Regions from separate parts of the Homo sapiens genome. Here region 2 is linked to region 1. The links are chromatin loops, found by intact Hi-C in ENCODE. Cell type or tissue: K562. All regions are shown on one strand. Links, peaks and the distances in the headings refer to the core of each region. The heading gives the core; the rest is flanking DNA. Region 1 has its middle 16 kb from the start of CLEC3B. Region 2 overlaps LOC105377061 (a long non-coding RNA gene).

Evidence for each region. A loop is a pair of places that touch in the nucleus more often than their neighbours do. Peaks named below come from ENCODE experiments on the same cell type or tissue, not always from the same donor. Only the 100,000 strongest peaks of a DNase experiment are listed, where the experiment ranks them.
Region 2: it touches region 1 in a loop (6-fold over the local background); 9 of 110 quality-filtered maps call a loop at or near these places.

Annotation. Positions count from the first base shown.
Region 1 is chr3:45,036,622-45,048,735 of GRCh38, reverse strand. No RefSeq gene overlaps it. Among named protein-coding and RNA genes, the nearest start is that of CLEC3B, 16 kb to the right of the region's middle. RefSeq lists silencers at 7,875-7,994, 10,702-10,751. In K562, for the core only: CTCF peaks have their summits at 4,888, 7,832 (motif pointing left) and 10,852 (motif pointing left); DNase peaks (open chromatin) are centred at 4,835, 7,845 and 10,845.
Region 2 is chr3:45,328,080-45,340,193 of GRCh38, reverse strand. LOC105377061 (a long non-coding RNA gene) reads right to left here. Exons shown (of 4, transcript XR_001740679.1): 3 at 6,559-6,694; 4 at 2,220-2,326. It overlaps LOC105377062 (a long non-coding RNA gene), which reads left to right. Exons shown (of 3, transcript XR_940798.2): 3 at 11,798-12,114. Among named protein-coding and RNA genes, the nearest start is that of LARS2, 54 kb to the left of the region's middle. In K562, for the core only: CTCF peaks have their summits at 6,485 (motif pointing right) and 9,455; DNase peaks (open chromatin) are centred at 6,493 and 7,175; H3K27me3 peaks cover 5,405 bases.

The sequences.
Region 1 (12,114 bases), core at 3,059-11,058:
AGGGAATTCATTACTTGTCTGTTCTCTGAGAAGCAGACAGGATGGGATTAGAAGTGTAAGAGATGTTTTGGGGGCAACACCTGTGAAGGATCCAGGGTTCAAGGGAGCAGGAATAGGCAGGGAGAGCCCTCCACAACACAGGTCCCACACCTGTGTAAAAGAGAGAGCAGGAAAGGCTAGGTGGAAGAACCTCAGACTGCAGTACAGTTCTGAGAACATCTTGGCCAGATTGCTGGGGAGTTCCCAAGCTAAAATTCTCCATGAGAGGAGTCACCCTCGTTGGGTAGGAATGGATCAGCACAAACGCTCCTACGTACTCAGTCACTGCCCAGAGGCAGCCGGGGTAAGTCTGGTCTAGTGTCCTTAGGGGTGGCAGCCAAGGCTGTCAGTCCACTCTGCTCCTTGCAGCAGGTTCTGTTAAAGGGATCTGAGTGGTGCCCTCCATGGCCATATTGGCTTCAGCTGCCACTACCACTTTTTTTGAGTCTTTGAATCCATTTAAGTTCTCCTAGAAGCGGAGGCCAAGAAGGAATTAAACATACAAGAGATTGATTAAGGGAAATACCTGTGAAGGATAAAGGCGGAAGAGAGCAGAAAAAAACCCCTATACAAATGTGCCTTAAACTGTATACTGCTGGTGAGTAAATACATTCGTACAAGAGTCTTTGTTTTTGTTTTTTAAAAAAAGCTTTTGTTGTGCATTCTGAATTTTGCTTTGGGAAATATGGTTTCTTTATGTCATGTTAAGTAACAGAATTGCAATTAGAAGCATCAAAAATAAATAAATTCTACTTCAACTACTACATTTTCATGGCACCTTTCTGTGAGGAAATTTGCAGCTACCCTCTACCTCAGTGGTTCTCAGCTTCTCAACTGGGGGTAATTTTTCCCCCCAGGGGACATTTGGACTGGTCTGCAGACATTTTTGGCTATCACAGCTGAAGCAGGGTATTGCTGGCGTCTAGCGGGCAGGGGTCAGGGATGCTGGAAAACATCCTACAATGCCCAGGACAGCCCCCACAACAAAGAATTATCCAGCCCCAAATGCCAATAGTGGCGAGGTTTTGAAACACTGCCCGGCTGATCCTCTTAGTCCTCTTGCAAGGAAACCAGCAGCACAGGTGACTTAAATGGGCACTGAGGGGCATTCTAGATAGGCTTAGTGGGGAGACTTCTGAGACTGGGAGCTCTCATATGGAAAGGATTATCCCTGAACCAGCCCCAGAGCAACAGGGCAACATACAGCCATCTCCTAATGGTAGACCATTCATGGAAATCAAGCATTCTGCAGAATAGCACCCTCTGTCCTATTTAAATGGTAAACTCTGGCTTAATGAATGCCCCAAGTCCCCAGTAGATTTCCAAATATGTAACTAAAACACTCACACACGCACGCACACACACACACACACACACAAATCCCTTATGTAAGTTACAGAAACTATCATGTCAGAAAGTAAAATGCCGTAAAACTCGATTCCAAGCACTACACTTCCTATACAGCAACATCTGAAAGAGGTGTACCCACACCTGCCCTGCCATTCTAACCATTGTCTTTGGGATGTAATCTGAAACTTTCCCAGCCTATCTTGATTAAAATCCACTGAGTCTTGTGGACTGTCAATAGAAATTTTTCTTAAAAACACTGGATGAAAAACATTGAGAGATACATTTTGTGGGGTTTGAGTATTAAAAATCCAGAAGCAACACAGCTTGCCAGGACAAAAGAAAAAAAAGCCAGAGGTATATTTGACATGGAAAATGTTCACTGGAAACATGTGAAGCATATGCTTGTATTTTAGAGCCCCAAAACACTTTTGGGGGGCCAGGAAGAAAGATTTTGTTGACATTTTTTTCCTCCTCATTGACCTCTAACTCTGTGTGTTGTCCTAGTCAAGCTGGTAAGCAGCTCCAAGGGGATGCTGGATCACTGGAGATGTTAGGAGCCCTACATTGAGAGCATGGAAACCTGGATTCCACCTCTGCTTACTTTGTCTTTATCAGTGGTACTCAGAGATGCAGATAGCTTTGTCCTCAACTGCAGGACATGGACATAAACACGAAGGTACGGCCAGGCGCGGTGGCTCACTCCTGTAATCCCAGCCCTTTGGGAGGCAGGCGGATCACCTGAGGTCAGCAGTTCAAAACCAGCCTGGACAACATAGTGAAACACTATCTCTACTAAAAATACAAAAATTAGCCAGGCGTGGTGGCCCGTGCCTGTAATCTCAGCTACTTAGGAGGCTGAGGCAGGAGAACTGCTTGAAGCCAGGAGGTGGAGGTTGCAGTGAGCCAAGATTGCACCATTGCACTCCAGCCTGGGTGACAGAGTGAGACTCTGTCTGAAAAAAAAAAGAAAGAAAGAAAGAAAGTACAATGTTAAGTGTATGTAAGCCCCCAGTTGGGCTCCATCCACCTCCACCCAGCTCTGTGCCCTGGGAGTCTGACCAGACTGCATTGCCCGGACCCACGGCTAGCTGGCTTCCAGCTGGCTTCCCCCAGTGGAAAGCACCTGCAAGAGTTAAGAGGTTGTACAGAGGCAGGTGCTGGGCTCTTTCCTCCCAGTCTCCTCTGTGTGCTTTGCTGCATTTTCTGTCTATGGCTATGTCCTCCACCGAGAGATCGCTTATTGCGTGGACCGGCTATGGCTCCAGCAGCATTATTTCCTCCTGTGGCCTTCTGCCTGACAGGGTACTTCCCGCTGTGGCCAGCCTCTGAATGCCTTAATATCCCTTGTCGTTTTGCTGAATAGTACCCAGAGCTGTGTAAGTATGGGAAGCACTCACTTTGCACAGTAGTCTAGGACTGTAAAATGGCCATGTAAGCTGAAACCATGCAAAACAATCTTAATAATCGATGGGGAAGAGGACGATTGTCCTCTGACCTTTCAAAAATGTTTGTCAAAACATTAAACTTTCTTACTGTCAGTAAGAGAAAAAGTCGCAAAAATTGATATTAAATACACTAATTGAAAACATTAGAAACATTGGAAATTAAAGTGTTTTCTTTGTGAAAATCTTACCGAGAACCGTTTGGACAGTGCTTGCCACTTCCTTCCCATTATATATAGATTTCGATTCAGTGGGTATCTTTTCTATTCCCGGAAAATTGTCATCCTCCTTCTCAAGCTTGGATTAGTTCTTACATTTTATCTTTCTTGCTTTCAATGTCACAAAATATCTCTAAGAATTCCTTTTCGTGGTTTTTTGCTGGCATCATTTCCTCCAGGACATCTTTATCCTTTTTGCCACAGGCACTGTTGTCATTTATGTAGATAAGCTCACGGTCACTACGTTCCTCTGGTTGCATATCCAGAACTTCAAACAGCAGCAGCATCCACCTTCCCACAGTCAGCTTTTTCTTTTCTAACTCCATTTATATTCTACACAAACCTCACTTCCATCATTCTCACTTTGCATTTCTTTGCTGCATTTTTATCTTTATTAGTCAGTTCCCTCTTTCAATTATCCATTTTTGTAAACTGTCACATGAATTTCTCACCAGAAGACAAAGTGCAACACAACTACACACTGTGCTGCCAGTGGATGAGCTGAATAACAGGCACATGGTGCCCAGTCACCAATACACTTTGAAAGAAGCAATGTGGTGGGTCACTGATCATGCAGCATATCTGTTAGTGATGTGTGGCCTGAAGAGTTAGCAGTGAAATTATACTTTAGCAAGGGGCCAGGTGCAGTGGCTCACACTTGTAATCCCAGCACTTTGGGAGGCCGAGGGGGGGACATCACTTGAGGTCAGGAGTTTGAGACCAGCCTGGCCAACATGGTGAAACCCCATCTCTACTAAAAATACAAAAATTAGCCAGGTATGGTGGCATGTGCCTGTAGTCCCAGCTATTCAGGAGGCTGGGGCTGGAGAATCACTTGAACCCAGGAGGCAGAGTTTGCAGTGAGCCGAGATCATGCCACTGCACTCCAGCCTGGATGACAGAGCAAGACTCCATCTCAATAAATAAAAAATAAAATAAAATAAAATTATACTTTACCAGTATAACAATGTAGCTGAAATTTGAACTATCTGGTTGGGGGACTGTGTTATTTAACTAAAACATGATCATTGATATTTAAGCATATCAGAACTGTATAAATTGAGGACTGCCTGTAATCCTTTCAGTCTTTTTTTTTTTTTTTGAGACAGAATCACACTCTGTTGCCCAGGCTGGAGTGCAGTGGTGCGATCTCGGCTCACTGCAACCTCTGTCTCCTGAGTCCCAGTGATTCTCCTGCCTCAGCCTCCCAAGTAGCTGGGATTACAGGTACGTGCCACCATGCCCAGCTAATTTTTGTATTTTTAGTAAAGATGGGGTTTCAGCATGTTGGCCAGGCTTGTCACAAACTCCTGACCTCAGGTGATCTGCCCACCTTGTCCTCCCAAAGTGCTGGGATTACAGGCTTAAGCCACCAGGCCCGGCCTCATTACAGTCTTTTGAACTGAGTTGGAATCTGTTTCCTACTGGGACATGACTGGTAAAAGGGTGCAACTAACTCTCCAAGGGAGTGGGAGAATAAAAAAGCTGTGCAAAGTTTAGTCAAGCTCTGCCACAGAGTCACAGAGCCAGCAATCAATGATCCTACCATGCAGGAATAGGCAGGTAGGAAGCTACTTAGGGGCATAGCACTCTCCTAGGTTCATGCTCTTTAAGAAGAGGCCTCTTGAGAGGGCTAATTCCAAAGCAAAGGCTGAGAAAGCCATGCTTAGGAACTAGGAATTTGTTGAAAAGGAACTAGGATTTAACCCAGCCGCACAATTGAAAACATTCTTCCTCTACTGAAAGACTCATAGGAGCAAGCTTTTGGGAACCAGACGGATGAGTCATCATTTAGTCTTCAAGATCTTTTAATTCTCCTGCCCCCTAGTTTCCAGTTCCCTCCAACATTCAGGCTTTGGGTCTGCAATGGCTCCATGACACAAACTTCTAGTTGCTTCCCATTTGCCCTTTCCTTAAAGAGTTTAATTTAATTTGGGTGTCAAGGTAACTACTTAAAAGATTGCACTTCTCAGCCTTCCTTACAGCTACACACTGGAAAAAGTTCTGGCCTATGCGATAGATATAAGGAAAAGAGAACACTCCTTAAAGGAAGCTGACTGGAGGCCAGGCACGGTGGCTCATGCCTGTAATCCCAGCAGTTTGGGAGGCCGAGCCGGGCAGATCACCTAAGGTCGGGAGTTCAAGACTAGCCTGACCAACATGGAGAAAACCCGCCTCTACTAAAAATACAAAATTAGCCAGGCATGGTGGCGCATGCCTGTAATCCCAGCTACTAAGGAGGCTGAGGCAGGAGAATCGCTTGAACCTGGGAGGCAGAGGTTGTGGTGAGCTGAGATCACGCCATTGCACTCCAGCCTGGGCAATAAGAGTGAAACTCCATCTCAAGAAAAAAAAAAAAAAAAAGGAAGCTGACTCGACCTTTCTTACCCATTCTTCCTTTCTGAAGTGGGGATAATAATGGCTGGAGCTCCAGCAGCCATCATGGACCCTGAGGTGACCTCAAAGATGGAAGCTCCATGCTAGGATGGTAGAGTGGAAAAATAGAAGGAACTTTGATCTCCAATGACCATGAAGTGGCCAGACCAGCACTGGACTACCTGGCTCAAGTTTTCTGTCTTGTTTAAGTCTCTGTTTTTATTTTTTTAATATATTTTATTTTATTATTCTTCTTTTTAAAGATGAGAGTCTTGCTATATTGCTTAGGCTGGTCTCAAACTCCTGGGCTCAAGCAATCATCCTGTTTCAGCCTCCTGAGTAGCTGGGATTACAGGAGTGGGCCATCATACCTGGCTAAGTCCCGGTTATTCTGGATTTTAAACCAAATCTAATCCTAGCTGATAAGCATGCCTACTTCCTACTGAAATTAACTGATTACACTAAGTTCTTCAACTCCAACCTCTGCTTCTTGTTAAAATCAATTTAAAACGACCAATCTGATTGTCACCAAACCTGGTTAGTGTGCATGGTACCATTGCTCAATAGCTAGAGTGGTAGGAATTTCTTGAGGAAGACTCAAGAAATGGGAAGAGATATTCTAGGGCTGATGAGTTTTTTTCCAAAAGCCTAACCTAGGAGGCAGCTGGCTTCACATAAGTCTGGTTCCCAACCACTACATCTTGGAATCACCTGGGGAGCTTTAAACACTACCAGTGCCTGATTCTGCTCCCCAGAGATTCTGATTTAACCAGTCTAGAGTGTAGCCAGGGTATTGGGTTTTCTAGAAAGTACTTCAGGTGATTTTACTGTCTGGCATGGCCTGAGAACCACTGACCTAACTTTCAATTTGGCCAGATCCTTATTAGTTCAGAGCCAACTGCATTGCCAGACTATCTTCCCTAGAGAATTGTCTTTCTTGTATAATAAGGAACTAGGTCACAGCTGAGCTCACTGTGGTTTTTTCCTACCCAGGTAAAGTCATGCTTTTTGTTATCTCTTATGTAGGGGAGTTTCGTTTCCAAAGCTTTTTCATCGGTACCATTGTTCCACAATCTTCATAATTGTGTGCCAAGCAGCAGGGCAGAGCCTTTACACAGGTGTAGTCCACAACAGCAGCGTGAGGGAGGGAATAAGCCCACCTGCCAGATGGGAAAACAGCCTCAGAAAGAGTGATCCTAAGCCTGGGTCACTGTGGTTCCCAGTGGATGATCTGTTCTTCACCTCCCCGTGCACATCTCTCATCATAGAAAGCTAGCCTGGCTCGTGGAAGCAGAGTATCTGGTAGCTAAACAGATGTGGACTCCAGGCCCTTCTCTGCTGCCTTCACTAATGGCCTTGGAGAGAATCATTCATAGGTGATTTGAAGTGATACAGTAACCACAGATAAACCAGCCATGGCTGACTTGAGAGGCTAAGAAACTTGTCTTCAGCTTTCATGTCTGTGAACTTGGCTCTGCTGCTCCTCCCATTTCAAATCATGCAGATGAAGAAACCACAGTTCAAACAGTGTGACTTCTCCAAGGCCACAAGACTAGAAGGTGGCAGAGCTGGAATCTAAATCTAGAGTTTCTTTCTGACCTAGTGTCACTGCCACTGACAACCTGGTTTAAGAAAACCCTAGAGGTTAGAGGAAGCCCTAGTTTCCTAATTTGCCTTTGGCCTAGCTGTGTGGCTTGCCTGTCCTCATCCAAAAAGCATTTTCCTACCTTATTGTCCAATTTTCTCAACAGTGCAAACCAGGAGAGCTACTCTCAAAAGCAGCTCCATCCATTTGTCTTTGAGCTCTTAAAAATGCCGAGTGTCCTGTCAGGTGGTAAACAACAACTCAAGAGCAGGCTCCAGGCAGAGTGCTTGGTGCATAGTAGGCACTCAATACTTACCAGGTGTTGACTTGGAGAAATGGTTTGCAAAAAGCTACTTCCTACTAAAAAAGTGAGACTCCTGGGCTCATTCTCTAGCAAGGTGTGTGACCATGGCTGGTCATTTAGCCTCCCTGTACCTCAGTTTCTTCTTCTAAAGATTGCATTGGGCCAGACACTGTGGTTCATGCCTGTAATCCCAGCATTTTAGGAGGCCGAGGTGGATGGATCACCTGAGGTCAGGAGTTCAAGACAACATGGTGAAACCCTGTCTCTACTAAAAATACAAAAATTAGCCAAGCATGGTGGAGCACGCCTGTAATCCCCACTACTAGGGAGGCTGAGGCAGGAGAATCACTTGAAGCCAGGAGACAGAGGTTGAATTGAGCCGAGATCACATCACTGCACTCCAGCCTGGGCGACAGAGTGAGACTCGGTCTCAAAAAAAATAAAAATAAAAAAATAAAGATTGCATTGATGTTTCTCCCCTGGCTGTGTTCTCACATTGCATGAAACAACAGTGCCTTCTAGTGGAGAAAAAGGTTAGTTGTTTTGTGGGTTGTGCCATGATTTTCAGCTTGAAAGATTCATAAACCATGCTCATAGATGAGTCACCCATGAAAAGCAGGTGAGCTAGAGCTTACCATTAGGCCTCAGAATAGCCCTAAAAAATCTGAGTGGAAAATGTGTTTTTACAGGAGGCTGTACCACCAATCACAAATACACATCAATACACATCACTATCAACTCTCCTTTACACATCTTTCACAATCACATCAAGAAAATCTTAAAACTTTCTTCAAGATCCAGGAAGGACTTGATTTATATAGCAGATGGCATGTGGGCTTTGGAACGCAACAGACCTGTGCTGAAATTCCAGGCCCATCACTAAATGTTCTCACAAAAGTTATCTTTATACCTCATTTTCCTCAATTATGAAATAAGTTTAGTAATACCTCCCTGCTAGGTTTATGAATATTAAATGTTGCCCAGCTCATGGCGAGGGGCTTTGGGGTCAGTGCAAACATTGTTAGTTTTGTTTTTATTAATATCTCCTTTTTATCTGTGCAAAGCCAAAATCAAAGGAAAAAGTGTCACCTGGGGGTCTAAGGCATTAGGGCCACATCAGCAGAGCAGTGTTTTCGGATGAGGCAAAGATGTGCATGTTTGCGCATGGAAGAGAAGATTGCTTTCCATGGGCCAGCTCCAACCGAGGCCTGAACCAGCCTTTCTCTCCCATACAACTAGTGCTTATGCAGCAAAGGTCATGGTTTATGGTGGGTGGGAGAGACCTGGGGGAGTTACGGAAACAGTAAGACTGTTATTTGCAATGGTTCAAGCAGGAGACTTGAGCCCCACAGCAATGGAATTGGAGGAGAGGGAACAGATCAGAGAGTTCTTTGGGAAGCAAAAATCATAGAGTCCTGGTAATTACTTGGATCTCAAGTGTCTCAAGACAGACACTAAGTCACCTTTGATGCCCCACAGGTTTGGCGTTTGGGTAACTGGGCAGGTGAGGATCTTCACAGAGATGGTAAACTCAGGAAGAGGAGCAGATTTGAGTGGAAAGACCCTGAGTTCCCTTTTGGACATGTTGACATAGGTGCCTAAGGGCTTCTAGGTGGTGGTGTCTACCAGGCATCTGAACGTGTACACATTTGGGATTCAAGAGATAGCAATGGCCAATAGTCACTGCAGAAAATGAGACAGTCAGTGAAGGGGATGAGCCTTGATGGGCAGAGGAAACAGCCACCATTTCCATTCTACAAAATAGCTTTCTTATCTGGAAAGGATTCTACAAAAACTTTCCTGAGAACAGTGGGTAGAATCTTGAACTCAGGAGTCTTAGAGATCATCTAATCCAAACTTCATTTTGCGGATGAAGAAACTGGGGGCCAAGATGCCCCACAGGCCTTCTCCAGGGTCCCACAGCCAGAACTGCCAGGACCAGCCTCAGGTCTCCCATGCACCCCTTTCTTCACACGGAGGGTCTCCATCTGTACTGCCTCCTTCCAGCTCTTCCTCCCCTTGGCCGGGATGGGCTGGGGTGAGGAAGGGTGAAGGAATGACCAGAAGGGAAAGGAGGAACAGGAACAGGCACAGCAGAGGTGGTGGAGTGAGGAGAAGAGAGCAAGACTCAGCCAGGTCTGTGCACATGGCTCCCACACACTAGTGAAGGCCAAGAGCTGACAGAAGGATCCTTCCCAGAAACCACCTCCTCCTGCTTGGCCATCCTCACAGATGCCGAGGGCAGCACTGTTCTCCAAGAAAGGGCTTAGGCCAGTGCCCCTGCAACTTAGTTTTCTAGCATTCCCCTAACACAATTACCATTAGCACAATTGATCAAATCAGAACAGGTCTATGACATATTTTTATAAACACAATTAAACACTACTCTTAATCAGATGAATAGAGTTCTTAAAAATTGGCTCACATATCTAGCAGAATACAGCAGGATTCAGCATCAATAAGATTCCTATTTTTCACTTTTAGAGTTGTTAATGTTGAGAAACTTTGTTCAGATAAGTAAGTTGGTGAGACTGAAAGGAGTTTTGTTATAGCAGTGTCACTTAGTCCTTGAGCTTCTAAGGTAAAGGTCAAAAGTGTTCTGTCAGGAGGGAGAGAATTAGGACAAATACCTAAGGCATGCGGGGCTTAAAACCTAGATGATGGGTTGATAGGTGCAGCAAACCACCGTGGCACATGTATACCCATGCAACAGACCTACACATTCTGCACATGTAACCCAGAACTTAAAGTAAAATAAAATAAATTGTTAAAAAGAAAAAGTGTTCTGTCATTGGAAATTACTTCGTATGGTCTATCAGCTGAGAACTTGATTAAGCTCATCTTGGAGGTTAAAGGCAAAGGATTAGAAACCACTAAGTTTGCAAAACGATTTTTCACATGGCCTTTTACTTAACACCTAAACCAAGATTTCAATTCGTCTTCTGTTTGGCATCCCCAAGGATTTTTACACACCAGGCCACACCCCATGGTAAGAGCAGGAAGGGTGAAGAGCTGGCCTTTCTTTTGTAAAATGGAAAAGGGAGATTGCAAAACAGGAGGTGGGAAAGAAAGCCTGTTCCCCAGGCCTGCACCAAGGTAGCTCAATTCTAGTAAGGAGTAATACAAAAGAAAAGAGTAATAGAAACTGAGTCACTTAAAACGATCATTGTTTGTATAACCCCTGGGAAATTCTCCAAAGTGTGTACCTCTGAGGCAGGGCAGGGACTAGTGAGATGAGTGAGGCATTCACCTGGGGCACAAAATTTAAGGGGATACCAAAACTCAGTAAGCAAGAGAAATAATACTTGAATGCAAATTTTTTTAAAAATCAGAATTAATGTTCAAAAAATGGTGAACAAAATGTCAGAATTTTAAGTAAAGACAAGATTGAAGGACAGGTATACTCAATTCGAAGTATGCAGATCTCAGCAGCCCAGATGTAAGCACATGGGTGGTAGATGAAAGATGGGTGATGATACTCTTGCCCATACTGCCACCTGCTGCTGGAAGTGGAAAATGCCGACTGTCTTCCCAAAGAGTGTCACAGCAGTCGACCAGGTTCCACACTCACACGCAGAGGCATGAGTGCCCTCTTGTGGGCAGCCACCCAGTTCAGGAACTTTAAAAAAACCCTGTTCAGCCGTGCCTGGTGGCTCATGCCTGTAATCCCGGCACTTTGGGAGGCCGCGGCCGGCGTATCACAAGATCAGGAGATAGAGACCATCCTGGCTAACACGGTGAAACCCCGTCTCTACTAAAAATACAAAAAATTAGCAGGGCGTGGTGGCAGGCGCCTGTAGTCCCAGCTACTCGGGAGGCTGAGGCAGGAGAATGGCGTGAACCCAGCAGGCGGAGCTTGCAGTGAGCCGAGATCGTGCCACTGCACTCCAGCCTGGGCGAGAGAGGGAGACTCCGTCTCAAAAAACAAACAAACAAAAAAAACAAAAAAAAAAGCAGAACAAAACAAAACAAAACAAAACCCTGTTCACCTATATCCCGCTAGGAAGCTGAGTGAGGGATGAAAAGAATCCAAGACTCGGAGTTACAAGATGTAGATTTCAGTCTAAGCTTTGCCTCTCGCTTGCTGAGGGGTCTGGAACATACCACATCACTCTTCTGAAGCAGTTTCTGGGCTTATGCCAATGGATCTCATCACCTCCTCCAACAATCGTTGAAATTGTTGAATTTCAAGAGGTCCTTTCTGTGATGATGAGGAACAGGCTGCCTGGCATGAAGTACGTACATAATTCTCTGTAAGCTGCCTCCCCCAACCACCCCATCTCAATCGATCAAATCAAACTATCATCCACTTATTATTACTGAAGGCGAGACACACTAGAAGACAACCAGAGAGAAAAAGTTACTGCAGAAGCCCAGACAGTGGAGCACTGGCGGTGGCTGAAGGATAAGGAAGACTCCCCCAGGAGGGGTCACTAGAGCCAGGCCCACGATGGCTGGGTGGGCCAGGTCAGGCCAAGAGCTGGCCAACAGCCTCTGAGGACCACTGGGCCACTTCTCTGATGTTTTATTTCAGTGACGTTCTGGCCACACGAAGCAAGCATTGCAGTGGTGGTGGAAAGGCCAAGGCCTTTGGAAACAGCCCTGGGTTAAATCCCGGCTCTGCTACTTACCAGCTTCAGGACCAGTGGAAGTCCCCAAACCTCCCTGAGTTTCAACTCACTTTGCTTATTTTAAATGGTGATAATAGCACAGCTTGTCCTGGGTGGATCACGTGAAATAAGACAACGTATTTAAAATGCCTGCGCCTGGACCCCTGAGCAGCTTTCTGTGAAGAGTGGG
Region 2 (12,114 bases), core at 1,598-9,597, 290 kb before region 1:
GATACTTTGCATTGAAAATAGAAGGAAGTTGGGAGTGCAAGAGTGTCTGGAGGAGGGTACCAGGAATGAAAGATACATTTGCAAATGTAGTAAGAGGTGACTGGGTGTGATGCACGACTGCTGTTTGCTTGCTGGCTGGCATCCATCCCTCTTTCTCCACTATTGGGAGCTGATAGTGGTGGTGAACTGGCCTGTTTCTCCCGACCCTATCCACCTCTCCACCCCAGATACTGAGCCCTGCACCTTCATGCCTTAATTACTTTGAAATACTTCTTTACAATCACACACCCGATGACTCCCTTCATCATGCTGAATTCTAAATTGCGTTTGAAGTAGCTTCTCCAATGTTAGCCCTCTGATTAGCTTCTTTCTGAGCTCCAAAATGAGGGTAATCAGAGTGGAGGAAAGATTTTACTGCATGTGCTAGGAGGGCGGAGAGGGCAGGGGAGCTCTCCATCACAATTTTCTAATAAGACTTTAAGAGCTTTTAAAAAGTAGGCTCATATCACCCCGCAGGCCTGTGGTCACTCTTCCCCTCATCCCTTCGGGAACACCAGTTCTCAGGATCATCCTCTGCATCTGACTGCACTGCCTTTAGCATTTCCTTCAGCCCTGGTCTCTCCTCTTCTGAGATTACACTTTGTTCCTGAGATTAGGAAAGTGATTATAGCCCTGTTGTCAAGTCACATCCAGCCAGCCCCTACAATCTAGATCAGCTTGACTCAACTCCCCCACTGCACAGCCTGTGGAAGCCCAAAGGCCCCTTCCAAGTTTTCTGAGGATTTCCAAGTGGGGTCTGGCTTTTCCATGGTCATGTCTTCCCAGACATGGGAAGATTTCTAGGGAAGCTAATGAAGCTTCAACTCAAGGCACTTACTTGTGGGAGGTCCCCAGCAAAGTGTTCATGTAGTTGTGTTGTTTTGTCCAATTTGCAATATTTTAATATTCTTTTCCCTTAAGAGGATCTCACCAGACTGAGCTTCAGATTCCACGAAATTTGGACCTGCCCCTGCATCTAGCCCCCATCTCTGTGCCAAAGGGCATTCACCCAGGCACGAGGCTCAGCACTTTGTTTTTGACCAAAAGACCTCCAAGTATTACTGAGTATAGTGTCTTCTCTAAAATGTGTGTGCACATGAGCATGCATATTGGGAGAGTGATGGTGATGGCATGTGAAGAAGGGTTTATGACTTACAATTGGCTGCCAGACGTCCTCATTCTTAGAAATTCCTTTTGGCCCCCAGTGTGGGTCATTTCTGTGACCTTCACCCCAGGGACCCACCCTCTCAGTAACCCTCCAGCTTCTCTCCACTTCTCTGTGCCTTTGCCTCCTTTCTCTTTCCTTCTTCCTCTCAGGAGCACAACAACTTCCTTTTACTCTCTCATTAACCATTACCTTTGGGTTCTTACCCTGTAACCTCCCCTCTCTGCCTTTAAGAAGTTTATCATTGTATTTCCCCAGGCTGGCTTCTCTACGAGGGTTTTGGGTACCTGCTGTTGAGAGAGTAGATACTTTCTACATCACTACCTGGCTTTCACAGAAAGTACTGGGCTTTTCTTTCTAGGGTTTGGGTGAGCAGACCCCGAAACCTGGAGATAACACAGTAATAGAGGTGCCAGAGAAACCTCAGGAAGCAGAGATGCCTGGGAAAAGGTGGGTGGGCTGGGAGCTTTGGTACAAAGTGCGTGTGTTGAGATGCTGGTCCCAGATCCCTCTTTTCCATCCTTTGGAAAGCCCCACGACTTACAGCCAGCTGAATAACACTGAGGAGAAGGGACCATTCCCTTCCTTGTGCCCAACTGGATTCCAACAGCTGTTCCTGGTGGCTCCCATAATACTGTCATATGTTTTTGTTTGTGTGTCTGTTTCTGCCTCCACAATTCTAAGTCCTCGGTGCCAAGACCATACGTTATTCATTTCTGTTCCTCCCCATTTAGCACAGGGCCTGGAGTGCAGACCTCTCTCGAGAAGTTAGATTGTTAAACTGTGATCTGCATTTGGCAGAGCTGGATGGATATAGTGAATCTGGAGCTTTGTGACCAACCTTTGTCCTGCGGCACTAATAGAAAGGACTGAGGGGAAAATGCCGTCAACTTTGCCTGGGTGTTGGGGGGGAAAGCAGATTGCAGGGTGCTTTTCAAATGCAGAACACCTCCAAAACGCCAACGCAGAGTGAGCGTTCCCTATCAGAAAAGCCGCCTACACAGCTCAGGAGAATAAAAGATTTCCAGGCTGACTTGATTTTTGTTAAACATTGATCTTTGACTTTATAATCGGTTGCAAATTCTGCTCAAATTAGAAGGCCAGCTGGTCTTCCGTGGAAACCTAGATTTTAGATGGGGAAAAAGAGGAATTAGAACGCATTAATTTTTAAGAAATAATATTTAAATTAAGAAGGAATATTTAATTACAGTTTACAATGAATTCCTTTTGGTTTTAAAACATCCTAATTATTTAGAATTTACAAGGACTTGAAGACCTATCTACACCATCCCAATTATCAAGGTGCATTTTTCCTGTGAAAACGGTTACATAGTAGTCTCAGTTGCTATTCTAATATATATACTTTTCCTGGAAAATAATGTAGATTTCCATTATATCAAAATGATATAGGCCATTTTGGAAAATACTGACTCCTGTATGTTAATACTAGAGCTGGAAATGACTTCATGGGCCTTACAGTCTATCCCTCTGCCTTCTGGAAGATCTCAGTATCTGAAGCCATGACTGTTGAATTCTGTTTTAGAAAGCCCTCCTGAATCTGACTTTCACAGTATCTGGGTTTTAGTACCCGATCATTATTCCTACCAGGATGTTCTTTCCAGAAAACTGATTTTCTCCAGCTGCAACTTAAGCATGGATCTGTCGAAAGTGGTAATGAATAACCAATGTGTGTGTTTGTTTGTTTTTTTTTTTTAGGAGGAGGAGTCTCACTCTGTCTCCCAGGCTGGAGTGCAGTGTCGCGATCTCGACTCACTGCAACCTCCGCCTCCCAGGTTCAAGCTATTCTCCTGCCTCAGCTTCCCGAGTAGCTGGGACTACAGGCGCTCACCACCATGCCCGGCTAATTTTTTGTATTTTTAGTAGAGATGGGGTTTCACTGTGTTAGCCAGGATGGTCTCCATCTCCTGACCTCATGATCCGCCTGCCTCGGCCTCCCAAAGTGCTGGGATTACAGGTGTGAACCACTGTGCCCGGCCCCAATGTGGTTTTTAAGTCCACTTTCCTCCCAGGGTTAAGGCAGCTGTAGGTATGCTATTTTCCCTTGGCCTCTCCCCTCATCCATTCTCTGCCCTGCCTTGTGCACCAGGAGGCTGGTCCCAAGGACTGCATCACCAGGGGTCCCCGCACCTTCTAGATTCTGGTTGAGTCAGCCAGTGGGAAGCACTGGCAGAGACCTGTGTCGGGGAGGAGAGAGAAGCCAGAGAGGCCTTCTCTGTTTGGCCCCTTCTCTAGCCATGGTGGTGGCCCTATGACCGCAGCACCCATGGAGTGGCCCCTCCTCACAGCCCCAGCTCTCTCAAGGCTCTGAGAATAACTCTTTCTCCTCCTCCAGTCTTCAGGTCCAGAGGTGACAACAGCCCCGCACTGTGGCTAGCCTCTGGATTTCCTTCACCTGCTCACCCTCTGTGAACAGTCCCATCATTGAAGTCTCTTGAACCATAGGGCTGGCTTCTGCTTCTGGCCAGAACTCCACCTCATAAGCTGGGTGATAAGGTGTCGAAAGCCAATTACCTTTTTGTGGAGCAGGGGAGCCCCTTCAGGTATCATGTTTGTCCCATTTCCTCCCTGAATTACCTCAGAGGGTCTGGGTTTCCCCATTGGTCCCAAGGCCAGTGGAAACTTGTGTGTTGTGGACAAATCATGCTGTGCCCACCATGAAGAAGGTTCTGGAATGGGAGCTGGGAGCTGTGGGCGCTAATAGGTAGACCCTACTCCACAGTCCTGTGCCAGAGGGACGTGGACACAGGGTGGATAGTGCTGATGTCGTGGTCATTCTGTGGGTGGAGAAGGACCTCTGCAGTATGGGGAGAAGCCCCAGTCATCGGGCTCCAGGCAGAGACAGCCTCTGACCACAGCCGCCAAGACCTGCCTTTGGTATGCTCAGTCCTTTCTTGCGGCTCCCTGTGCAGATCCCTTTTCAGACCACAGCCCGGGTCCTCCCCTCCTGCCCTGCACAGCTCTCCCTGGATTCTCTTAAAACTTAGGACAGTGATATAAAATGTCTCAGAGTGGCCAGTGACACAGCCCTGAGAAACACCACTGGGAAAACCCCATGCTGACCCCTACACAACCTCTTCTTACCTGCAATGTGTGACAAGCCCCTTTACTCTCTGGGCCACAGTTTCCCCATCTATAAAGAGACACCCTGCCCATTTGCCCCACCAGGGGTTATCAGTGACTCTAATAATGTGTGCAGGGGTACTTTGAACATTGTTTTGGCATCACGTGGTCTTCTCTTTCTGACATCCCACATCCAAATCATCAGGAAATGCAGTAACTAAAGCATTTAAAGCACTAGACCAACAACAGCCTCCAAACTGGCTTTCCTGCTGCCACTTTGTCCCTGCTCCTGAGTCTGTGCTCTACCCACAGCTAGAGTCTTTCTTTAAGACATAAGTTAAAAACATGAGTGAAGATCCTGCAAAGGCTTCCCAGCTGATGTGGGCAAAAGCCAAAGTCATTTAAAGTCATCTACAAGGCCCCGACGATCTGCCAGAGAGTCCAGCCTTCCGATCTGCCAGAGAGTCCAGCCTTGGGCTCCAGGCCCTCCCTGGGCCATGCCCTGGGCCGCCTGCCTTCTAGTATGCCTGGCTTGCCAAGCACACACCCACCTCAGGGCCTTTGCTCCTGCTCCTACCTGTGCCTGGAGCCCCATGATCAGCTTCCTCAGCTCCTTCAGATCTCTGCTCAAACATCACTTTTGCAGCAAGGCCTTCCCTCACCTGTTAGCATCCTCATTCCAGGTACTCCCCATTCCCATGACTCGAGTTAGTTTTCTCCTTGACTCTCCCCTACCTAACACATGCTAACTGCTGCTCACCTGCCTGCTTGGTTCTGGCTCCCTACACAGAACAGTGGTTCATTGCTGGATCTGCAAAGCAGTGCCTGGCATGTTGTAGATGCTTGGCAAATATGTGCTGAATGAACGCATGGGATTAGATTTTATTCCCTTTGCTTTGACTTAGGTCTCTGTATGAAGGCAGGGCCTTCTCTATCTCAGTGAAGCCGTGTGTCATGTGAAATAAACCTGTGTGATGTGGGTAAGAGTCCACAGCTTTCGCCTGAGCTCATAATGAAAGGGGGCTGGTGGCGATGAGAGTACATGGGAAAATGCAATTTTTAAATGGGCATATAAAAATTAGGCTTGGAAATGCACAATCTCATATTTAAAAAAGAAGCTAGGACTGAAATATGTCTAGTGCTAATTTTATTCTACAAACATTGTTCTAAAAATGTAATGCCTTTATAATTTTCTATCTCCCGTGACAATACAATAGCTTTGATGCAATGGTTCCTTACAAAGAAGAAGTGGTGAGGATGAAATTGCAAGTGGGAGAGGGAGAGGGGCTGCAGGAGGGGAGGGGCTCTTCTGGAGAGGCTCCTACACCTCAAACAGGTGTGCCAAGAGCTGAGCAGAGACGAAAGCCTGTCTAACAGGGAGTTTTAACAGGGAAGAATTTGGGCTGGGACTTGGGGATGGGGGATGGGGGTGCATACCTGATAGGAAGGATGTCATAAGCAAAGGTGAGGAGGTAGAACTGGAGCGGGATGTAAATGACTTCATTAGAACAGAGAGCTGGAATGGGGCTGAGAATGCTGGCCAAGACCAATAAGAACGAGCTTCACTGCTGGGTCAGGAGTCCTGCCTGCAGCCTTCATCCAGTGCATGTTGATGGAGCACGGGATGCATGGCAGGTGCTAATCTCAGATCTGCAGTTATGGCCCTAAGCCAGGCAAAGCTCCCACCTGGAGCTCTTCTTGGAGAGATTGGTGGGCTTTGAGAGGGGACTGGAACACACAGCACCTGGACTCTGGGACCAGTGAAGACAGAACCCATCCACTACCTCTGATATCACCACTTCCCAGGGCCCCAGAATCTCTGCCTGAACAAAATGGCTCCAAGTGAAGCCCAAAGGATTTGAAGTTTTGGTTCATTTCCAGGCTGAAGGGAGCTGCATGTGTCACAGATGGACACAGTCACACACCATGTTGGAGTGAGGGGTTTGGGATCTGGCTCTGCCCCTCAGTAGCCATACAGCCTCGAGTGTGGCCCCTGCTTCTCCAAGGTTCATTTCCTTTTCTGTACAAGAGTGGCCCTAGGACCTACCTTCTGATGTATGGACTCAGTGAGCCTGTTCCTAAAACTCTGGGCACAGTGCCTGCCAAGAGGAAATGCCTGGGGTCTGTGGTCATGACTCTTCTGAGCAGGGAAATATCACCAGTAGATGGTCCCAGACACTGACACTTCTCTGACAACAGGGGGCACAGCCCAGTCAACAACCTGGAGGGGACGGGTTCCATGTTCAAGACATACATTAATGAAGAAGACTCACTTTTTTGTGGGCAAAAGCACAGCTATTGACACCTTTTCTTGGCCTGCTGCTTCAGTTGTTGAAAGTGTTTCCACATCTCCCACTTCCTTCCATCTGCACAGCTCTCCAGTGCGGTAAGTAGGATTCATGGTAGTCCCTGTAGGATAGAAGAAGGAGGGAGGCACCGGAGTGGCACCACAGCCCATCCCAGGTAACACTCAGCTGTGGTGCTGATGACGAGTGGCCCTGGCCAAGGCTGGCAGTGTGGCCAGAGCTCAGCCTTCCCAGAGCCCTTCCTACATGAGAGCCGACCATGGCTGGAAATGTCATCTCTCCTCCTTGTCCTGAGGCTGGAGTTAGGCCCCGACTCCCACCTGGGGGTTGTCCTCCCCTCTGTAAAGTGCTTCCTGTGGAGGTGCAGAAGGCACAGAAGCTGTTCTCTCGAGCTGGTTGCCTCCTGCTGTCTGGGTACCATGGCAACAGATAGGCTTCTCAGTACTTCTCAGGTACTTCCACTGCCTGATCCCAAGCAACACCACTGCCCAGGTTGACCCCACCAGGATTCACAGCTATTCTGAGCCAGCACCTTTTTTAGGCATTGAAAGCTGGGCTGTGGCAGACTTCCAGGTCACCCTAACATCAGGTCACCACTATCAGTTGCCTCCAGGGTGTCTGCCCCTTGGAGGTCTTTCTGTGAATTCCCTGGCTATGCCAGGAAGTTGGTGTCTGGCTCCTTACCACGTTTGAGAATTCTTGTTGATAGGATTCTTGATGATAAGTCCCTGTTAAAGTTGCAGCCACAGTACCTTTCACATAGTAGGTGCTCAGAAAAGGACCCCACAGCATACCTTGGTGCCAGACCTACATAGGCTGTGACAGGAAGAACCAACGACTTTTCAGGTCAATAGCTCACGGGAAGCGGGGGTGGGGGGAGCTAGCCCTGGAAACCTGATCACAGCATGATGGGCGCCAAGAGCATGAGTGTGCAGCCAGACTGCCATGGATTGAATCCTAACTCCATTATGTAATTAGCTAAGGACCTTGGGCAAGTTGTTTAACACCTCTGTACCTCAGTTTCCTTACCTGTAAAAATGGAAGAGATAAAAGTATCTTTCCTGGCCGGGCATGGTAGCTCACGCCTGTAATCCCAGCACTTTGGGAGGCCGAGGTGGGAGGATCACTTGAGGTCACGGGTTTGAGACCAGCCTGGCCAACATGGTGAAACCTCGTCTCTACTAAAAATACAAAAATTAGCCAGATGTAGTGGCATGTGCCTGTACTCCCAGCTACTTGGGACACTGAGTCAGGAGAATCACTTGAACCTGGGATTTGGAGGTTGCAGTGGGCAGAGATTGCACCACTGCACTCCAGCCTGGGCAACAAAGTGAGACTTTGTCTCAAAAATAAATAAATAAATAAATTTATCTTTCCCTTTAGTACTTGGAAGGATTGAATGAAGTAATTCCAGCAGACCATGGAAAATTGGTCCTGGTACATCACTAATGCTCCATATGTATTCACTGGCAGTATTTATCATAATTTGGGTATGCTAAAATAAAAAGAAGGTCAGAAAACAGAATATTTTGTGGAAACCATTACTATATATATGCACTGAAAATACATGGAAATAGGTGCTCAAAAATTCCAATAAGGGTTATCTGTGGCTGGTGGGATTATGGATGACTTTCAGTTTCTTTTATATATATATTTTTAATTCCCAACTTTTCTGCAGTGAACTTATATAAAATGACTTTTGAAATGAGATATTTTTAAAGCTTCTTTCAGAAAACCACCTGAGACCTCTAATGCCTCCTCATCCTGAATATCGTTTTGGGTTCTAAGGAGATATTCCTGCTGTTTCCAATTGCCTGGGAACAAAAGGAAACCCGCTGAGACATTTTAGCTCGAGCAGTGGAGGCTATGTTTCTGCAGTATTTTGCCTGTACACCCAACTAGAAAATGAGACATCTTGTGTTTTGAGTGAATCTCTTCCATTAATCATGGGGATACTCCAGGTCTATCCGGCAGAGTGATTGGTATAATTACAGCCTCCATCTTCAAGGATAATGTTGGCAGTCAAGTGCAGTGGGCGTGAAGTAAGCGGAGTCTTCCCAGAGCTTGTAGAGATGTGATTGCTTTCCTGAGTCACAGAAGCAAAGGGCAAGACGGGCTGGGTGGTCCATAGATTTCAGGTGTAGACAGAAGTGTGGCCATAGCTATTGAGAGGACTTCCCAAGGATTCTCCAATATGTAAATACACATGGTGTTGGCTGGAATATTAGGAAAGGATTTTAATAGCCCAGGAATTTCCTTAAGGACAGATTACCCAAGTCTGGCAAGTGAGTTCTCCAGCCAGGCTCTGTATCTCTTTTGCAAGTTAAAGCAGTTTGTACCCATCAAAAGGCTATGACTACTTCAGAGGTTCACTAAAAAATACACAAATTTTAGAGCCCAAGAGGTGGATGGAAAACATGACAAATAAAACATGCCAGTGCCCTGCCACCAGGCCATCTGTCCTCTCTGTTCTCTACTCTGCTAGTAGCTGTGGCTCCCTGGGGGTCTTTGGGCAATGCCAAGAAGATAGAAGCTGACCTGGCTCTGGGAATCCTAGAAAACAACCTCCTCCTCCCTCCTGGTGTCCACCAGTGCTAACGGAATATGTCTCAAGCTCAGCTCAAAGAAGAAAATTGTCACAAAGATTCACACAAGGTATGCCCATGTCTATAAATAATAACAAAACAACAAATCCTTTCCAATTCAGCCCTCTTCCATCACCATAACAACCCCCTTCTAATAAAGAAGAAGGATCAAGACAGGCAGAATGAGGAGCCTGGATGTTTCTCATCGGGGGTTTTCTTAACCCTCCAATCTTTTTGTGGTTTTGGCATCTTGAGACGTACAACATGCGTCAGTGAGCTCTGTGACCACCACCAGGTGGATCCTGCTGCCAACAATAACTCTTAAATCCCTGCTTGTCCTCCCCTACCTGTGCACCCAACCTCAGAATATGACAAGCACCACAGCTACATTAATCACAGGAAGCAAACAGAGGAAAGATGAAGGCTTGGAATGAAATCTATCCTATGTATCCTAATTTCAGGAGGAAGTGTACAAAGCCCTACAAAACGGAGAGAATGCAGGAACTGCAGGCAGTCAGTGTCTTTAGTTCTGGGACAATAAAATGAGGAATTAGCTATCCTAAGGTGAGAACCACAGGCGGAGTTCACAGTGAGGCATATGGCAGTGTCTTGGGCCATTGCTGGTCAGCGGGTGTGGCAGTTAGGAGGGAGAACTGGAGCAAGGAGGGTGCGGGCTGATGAGTGGGCCCCTCTCTCAGTGCCTCCAGCCAGCACCAGCCTTCGCTTCTGCCTCACATATCTCGCAGAACTTCAATGTTGGCCACATCAAACCCCACACTATACAAGGAACAGGATTTGGGACAGTGTTTTTCCCAGAGTAAACACTGACAACATAACAATCCAGCACAGCTTGCAAACTAAATTGGGGTGAGGCACATTTAGGATGTCTGCTCTGCAAGAGACACAGTCTGTCAGCCGGCCAGAAGGATGCTTAACCTGGAGATGAGAGAGGAGGATGCAGGGCCAGGCAGGTTTGAAGTCCTCCTCCCCACAGCTGCCTTTCTATTCTAGCTTGCCCTCGTTTCCTATGAGAGTCTTCTCCGCTTTTAAGTCTACCTGGTATTTAGCAGCGTGAGTTTGTGTCAGTCAGGGTTCAGTACAGGAAATAGAGCAGAAAAGGATTTAACACAGGGAACTGTGCTTACAAATGTTGTTGGAAGGGGTGGGAAAGTGAAGTCTGGAGGCACCACTGGCCTGTGGACTTCAAGATCCAGCCTCACAGCCGAGGTCTACAGGCAGGAGGTCACCACCACGAAGCTGTGATGGCAGTACCCATGCCCAAAGGGGCTTAACTGCCAGCCCTCTCTGCACCACGTCTCCCTTCCTGTATTAGTTTTCTGTGGCTGCCAAAACAAAGAACCACACACTGGATGGCTTAAACAACAGAAATTTATTCTCTCACAGTTCTGGGGGCCAGAAGTCTGAAATCAAGGTTTCCACAGGGACATGCTCTGTCTGAGACTCTGGGTAGAATCCTTCCTTGCATCTTCCCAGCCTCTGGTGGTGGCCAGCAATCCTTGGCACTCCTTCCGCCTGCATCTCTCCACGCTCTGCCTCTGCGTCACATGGAGTTCTTCTCCCTGTGTGTCTGTCTCCACATGGCATTTTCCTCCTATAAGAATACCAGTCAGCCAGGTGCGGTGGCTCACGCCTGTAATCCCGGCATTTTGGGAGGCCGAGGCAGACAGATCACTTAAGGTCAGGAATTCAAGACCAGCGCGGGCAACATGGGGAAACACCATCTCTACTAAAACTACAAAACTTAGCCAAGTGTGGTGGCATGCACCTGTAGTTCCAGTTACTCGGGAGGCTGAGGCAAGAGAATCACTTGAACCTGGGAGGCGGAGGCTCCAGTGAGCTGCAATTGCGCCACTGCACTCCAGCCTGGGTGACAGAGCAAGACTCTATCTCCAAAAAAAACAAAAAAACAAAAAAAAACAAAAAACCAGTCATATTAGATTGGGGTCCTCTCTAATGACACCTTCTTAAATGTTCTTAAATTGATTACGTCTATAAAGACCCTATTTCCAAATAAGGGGAATTCACATTTACAGGTATTTGACCTTAGAACTTCAACAGATCTTTATGAGGAAAACAATTTAACCCATAACTCTAACCTAGCATTGAAGCATCTCATTGGCAGAACCTCATTCACATCCAGATCCCCAGCCAAGCAGTCTGGGAAACACAGTACTAGCTTTCGGACTCTCCAAATAGAGTGAGGTTGAATAGAAAGAGGAGAGCCTGACTGTGTGTCCAGCCCAGGAGGCCACTGTACAAGCACCACCGTGTTCTGACTGAACAGACGATGTAATTGTGCTACACAGAATGAGAGATGGTTCAGGGGAGTGGTTAGCTGCACGGGCTCTGATGTCTGAATGTTAGCCCTTCCCCTGCTGGCTGTGAGGCCTTGGACTAGTTACTTCTCCTCTGTAACCCTCAGCTTCCCCACCTGTAAACGTGAATAATAATCACAGCCATTTCTCAGGTTTTAAGTGAGGGTTAAATGAGACAATGGACTCAAAGTCCCAGGGGCCAGGCATAGGGTAAGCAGTCTACAGATGGTAACGTCTATTAAATTACCAAACTTACTAGGTTTATTCTGTGTCCCACCATGGTAGAGAATTGGATGAACCAGAAGCAGAGACGCACTGTATAGAAGAGTCCACAGAATATTTAGAACCTTATGTAAAAATCAGAAACTCCAAGAATGCCAGCCAAGAATTTTCTGAGGTAAGAATTTTCTCATTCCAAGCAATGACCCATCAGAGAATCAAGAAGCTAAGGGATTTGTGTCTAGAATAGATTTATTCAAGTTCTGCTTGGGATGACCTAACTTTAGTTGAGTTAGAAAATAAAAAGTGGTTGTCAACCTATACATGGGTGTTTTCCTAGACAAGTATTGTTCCATGTTTATCTTCATGAAAAAGGGAAACAA